Regions from separate parts of the Homo sapiens genome. Here region 2 is linked to region 1. The links are chromatin contacts, found by Hi-C in ENCODE. All regions are on one chromosome and are shown on one strand. The core of a region is the stretch at or near the end of the contact, and the rest is flanking DNA. Distances in the headings are between cores, read along the strand shown. Region 1 holds the start of WASL-DT (WASL divergent transcript). Region 2 overlaps GRM8 (glutamate metabotropic receptor 8).

Region 1 (2,580 bases), core at 31-2,530:
TACCAGAGATTGAGGTTTCCCTGCGCATGGCTGCGGGGAGAGCAGCACCCCCTCCCACCAATGGGGGGAAAAAAAAAATCAGTGGGAAGGAGAGTAGAAACCAGGCCTAGGCAAGGTTGCTAGAGAAATAAATCTTGTTTCTCTTTAACGAAGAGCAATAACATTTCTTGCACCCTCTCTAATCCGAAGAGAGCCCAGGCTCTTGCACTCGACTTCATTCCCTCCTGGAATCCTAATGGGAGATTAAAAACCACCTTCCTTCCCCGACCTATCCACTCCTCAAACCTGGCATTGTTAAGGAACGTACCCCCAGATCAAGCAGTAAGAGGTGAAGCGAGAGCTAGAACAAGGGCCCAGATTCTAGGACCAAGCGGCTCTTGCAAGAAAATCCCCTTGTGGCCTGAGAATAAAGTTTTAACCAGCAGCAAGGGCGCGGGCCGAGGCCCGGCCAGGCTGGAGGACAGGCCTGCGGAGGTGACACTCCCTTATTCTCCAGCAGCTCGGGAAGGCGGCGCCCGACCGCCACGGCCCGCACCCTGGGAGCAGGGCGAGGGCGCCGACGAGGGGCCGGGGCCGGGGCCGGGGCTGGCGGGAGGCCTGGCCCGCGCCGCTCCCGCCTCCTTCCCCACTCCCACTTCCCGGCCCCCAAGCCCGGGCCCGTGAGGTAATGTCACGGGTGGCGACGCGGGTCTCGTCCACTGACCACACATTTCTTGCCGAGGAAAGTGAAGAGGGACTCGTTCTCCTGCGGGGTGAGCAACAGGGACCCCACGTTGGTGACCCTCCGCGGCGGCGGCGGCTGCTGCTGGACGGAGCTCATGGTTTCGCCGGCGGGGTTGGGAGTCCAGGGCCGTCTCCTCCGGCGAGTGGGCGAGAGCTCGTTCCCCCTCTCGGTGACAGGGGCGGGGAGAAGTGGAGTCAGAGGCGCCACATCTCGCAGCTCCTCCGGAGCGGGGAGGAGGACGAGGTCGAGGGAAGCAGGCGCTGACGGCGAGCCACCTTCGCGCCGCGCTGAGAAAGGGAAGCTCCCGGCACCCGCCCGGCCAGGCTAGGGCCGGATGGTCGTTGTCCTCGCACTCCGGCGACTGCGCTAAACTCCCAACTCCTCCCCCAACCCTCCCGCAGCGGCGGCGGCGGCCGCACAATCCAACATGGCAGCGGGGGCGGGCGAGACCACAGGACGGAGGGCGCGGGGGAGCGCGCCGGAAACGCGCGGCTGCGGCCCGGGAGAAACCCCCCCACTCGGCGGCGGGCCTCGCGGCGCGGGCCCGAAGCCACGCCCCCTTCCGGCCGAGGCGCGGACCGCGCGGAGCTAAGTGGAATCCCGGTTGGCTTGGGGCGCAGGCTTCCAACTTCGTACTCTGGCCTCTGGCGTCTCGGCTCGTCGGTTGGGTACCCGAACCCAGCTACTGCTGCTTGAAGAGAAGATGGATGGGGACTCCTCGCCGTCGCTGCGCCGCCGGCCTTCCCTGGGCGGACGTACACCTTTGCGAAGCGTCAGTGAGGACCCAGGGCCCCTCCTTGGAATAGCTCTTATTTCTCAAGCGCTGCAGCGTGAAGCTCGCTCTGCGGGTCCGAGAGGCCTGCGATCTGAAGACTGAAAACTGGGAAGAGACGCTCTACCCTGTGCTCCTCGCCGGCTTCGATAGGAGCCGCAGGTGCCTGGGATTTTCTCAAACTTTGTCCCAAACTTCAGCTGTGGGAGTGGAGGAACAAACAGGCCTCTCCCAGAATTGTGAAAGAGATCGCCCTGGTGGATGAAACAAAAACAAATGCACTTGACTTCCACCGCCTGCCTGGCGTGTCACGCGGGTTTAATGTATGTGTCACATTTAAATTCAAAGTATTTTCTTCTAAGGGCCTGGACACATTTCTTTTCTCCCTGTATCGTGAATTGGAAAATACCTTAGGATATTAAAAGTTATCTAAGATAACCCCCTTTCTTCTGTAAGTTAAATACTAAACGGCTTAAGACGAAATTTTGGAATATAGAGATGATGATGCAGACTGCAGTGAATTATCAAATATGCATCTCACTGTTCTCCACATTAAACATATTTTTGTTGCGTAAATTCATGTTAAGACGTCTATAACAATTACACTTTGGTAAAATTGTTGGATGTTAACATCTCTGATAGCTCCCAATAGAAATCTCTGATGTACTAACCAGACTGGTAAACCATTATCATGCACTTTGAAAATATAATAAAATATTATAATTAAAGCTGCCATTAATGAAATAGGCTGAGCAACAATAAATTTACAAAGGAAAATAAAAGTGGATAGCCTTGGGAGTTCTCACATAAAATATGGAGATTTCAAAGTTAAACTTGATTAATTATGTTAGGGTAAAAAGTGAATTAAAGCAACAGGACTATTTATAAAATAATTAGATTTAGAAAGCAGTCGTAGAAATATAAGCCTGGAGTTGCCTCTGAATTACATATTTAACAAACCTAGAAGCTAAATCAGTTTGTCTTTTATCAAAACTGCAACTCCTCTAAGTTGAAAGCACAGTGACAAGAGAAAGCATTACAAATTCTTGAGAAATAATAGAAATTAAAGCTCTTTTCAAACCTG
Region 2 (2,580 bases), core at 30-2,529, 3.0 Mb after region 1:
GGTCTATTGATGGATAAACTGATTTTTTTCCAGTCACTATAACATCTGTTCAGAGTAAGTAAGCATCACTGCACAGGGAGATGGAGGATGTTAACTGATATTGGGACTACAATTAGATAGAAGAAAACCAGAACCAAGGCACACACACTGTTCAGATAGTTCATAGGGTTATTTTAATCACTGATTCAACTTTACAGAATGAAGTTTCTCCATTCAATTTCACATCAGTAACTGCAGGTTGTATTATGTCTAAGATTGGTATAGAACAACAGCAATTTCACAATATCTAGACAATGAATGAATATTAAAAATCTATTTCATTAAAAAGCTCTTTCAGATACTGGTATCTGAAAGAAACCATGTTGGACGCAAAATATATCAAGAAATCAAGAACTCAATATAATGAAAATAAGGCTGAAGACTGCAACAGATTTGAATACAGCATGCCTCTATATTCTAGTTATTAATGATTGATTTTTAAGAAAACCTGTTTCAGTGAAAAGGGCAAGTAATCTTTTTTAATCTCACTTTAAAATATTTCCTAGAACTTTCTCATTCATTAGCTCACTTGATTCTCAAAACAATGATTCTCATTCATTAGCTCACTTGATTCTCATATTCTCATAATCCTAAAATAAATGTTATTATAATCTGTATTTTAAAGTTTAATATTTTGAAAGAAATAAATTACATAATTTGATGAGGGTGATAAATTGGGACTCCAGTCCCAATTTAGTTCACCCTGAGCAGGTCCATTCTCACATCAACCTGTTACACCATTTAAAGAAATAAAAAATGTCCATTACATATATTTTTAAGTTACATTCAGTCAAACAAGCAGTTACCTTAGCACTCAGATGTGTAAAAACCAGTGCAACAAAATTTCAGTTTTTAACAAGTCATCTGAAACAACAGAGGACATAATTTTGTCCTGTTCCCAAGATACTTTGTGTTTATGTTCCTAAATCCTAAATTCCTAAAATTGCATCCTGATAAAGAACAGTAAATTTGTTTCTCTACTATATTTACCATATTGCCTCATTACTTGATCCCTCCTTCCTTCCCTCCCTCTCCCCTTCTCTTCCATTCCTTCTTTTCTTCCTTCCTTCTTTTAATAAATGTATATATATATGTGTGTATATATATATAACCAATAATTACCAAGCACTTACAGTACACTGGGCAGAGTGCTAGGCTCTTCACTGAAAACACTTCAAAGTATAATAAGAGAAACAGGAAGCAATGAAATGAGTCAGCTAGTTTTGGAATCAGGTTAGTCACAGTTGATCTCAGCTGCAGGCCCGGAAGGTTGGGGGTGGGCTGCCTTGTATTGCAAACACATGCATCACATCACACAGACATCCTGCACGCTGGAGCACAGTAGCCTGTCAGTTCCCACTGCTGAGTCATTTACAGCTTTTATCGTAGTTAATGCCAATGATTATATATGTTAAAAGTACTTATTAATCCTTGTACCAAATATAGAAGAGGGCTCAGACGCTTCTTATCTCATGGTTCTTAAATCTAACCATGCGCCATACTCACTGGTAGTTTTACAAGGAATGGATTCTTGAGCTCCTCTAAAGAAATCAGTAGCTCCAAGAGAGATGTTTTTAAAAATCTGTTTCTAGTAAACTCTCCCAGTGATTGCTGAGTAACCTACTTAAAATGACATTGGAAAACCATACACTAGAACCCTGCTTTTGATTTTTGTTACAAGATCTAGAATCAAGTTCAAATAGTCTAGATAGTAAAATATTGTGAGAATTTTTTTTTAGTTTTAGAAATCCTACAAGAAGTATAAAACTATTGTTATAGTCCATGCAACCAAAATTCTTACCCAACTACTGGAAAATGAAGGAGTAAAAAGAGTTGGCCAGGGTAGAGACATCTGGATCCCTCTTCGGCAACCTAAGAAGATAAGTCTGTCAGAGAATAGTGATTATAATGAGTTAATGACTATATGCCTGGTTTGCTTTAGACAGCCCCATGTCATGCCTTCTGTCTTAGTATAATTATTAATCATGCTACCCATTTCTTTCTCCGAAGTGTCCCTATTTGAACAACAAGTTATTTGGTCACCCCAACTAAAAGGGAATCTTGTCAGAGACCAATGAGTGTCGTTTAGTGAATATAGAAATAATAAGCAGGCTCTATTTATTCATTTATTCAACTCAATTCAGCAACACATTTGTGCTAGCATTCGCACATGCCAAGTCCTGCATAAGTGAGGAAAGCCCCTTGCCTTGTGGAGCTTACAGTCCAGCAGTGGAAGACTCACACAGTATACAAATGAAAAACAAATTAAAAAGGATAGAGATTACAATAACTGCTATTATGGGAATAAAGAGGATGATATAATAGGATTTCATGGGATGGACAGGTGTAATGAGGGGAGGCCTTCTGGCAGACCATCATCTGTTTCAACCTCATTTTGCATACCTTCTTGTACTCCAGAAACTGGAAAGCTAAAAGCTATGTTTCATATCCTCCTCCGCAGCTAGGGATCTGGATTTAGACACAGACAACCAGATATACTCATGCGAAGCACTGATTCAGAACTAAACTGTAGAAGGACGA

Evidence for each region. A loop is a pair of places that touch in the nucleus more often than their neighbours do. Pooled maps may share reads with other maps.
Region 2: a pooled map shows a loop between it and region 1 (10-fold over the local background). The contact joins the enhancer-like site here to the promoter of WASL-DT in region 1. A Hi-C loop is called at or near these places in 2 of 37 single-sample maps with no recorded cell type and 6 of 50 pooled maps.

What each region holds. Positions count from the first base shown.
Region 1 is chr7:123,747,915-123,750,494 of GRCh38, forward strand. It overlaps WASL-DT (WASL divergent transcript), which reads left to right and starts at 1,281. Exons shown (of 1, transcript NR_170281.1): 1 at 1,281-2,580. WASL (WASP like actin nucleation promoting factor) reads right to left here and starts at 1,089. Exons shown (of 11, transcript NM_003941.4): 1 at 704-1,089. The coding sequence starts at 820. RefSeq lists enhancers at 10-59, 819-1,473 and silencers at 502-591, 1,052-1,371.
Region 2 is chr7:126,699,917-126,702,496 of GRCh38, forward strand. The region is part of intron 7 of GRM8 (glutamate metabotropic receptor 8); the gene reads right to left. Among named protein-coding and RNA genes, the nearest start is that of MIR592, 360 kb to the right of the region's middle. RefSeq lists enhancers at 829-2,028, 1,105-1,424. Within about 2 kb of position 1,280, at least 5 of the 41 ENCODE cell types and tissues checked have a DNase peak (open chromatin) inside an H3K27ac peak, as active enhancers do.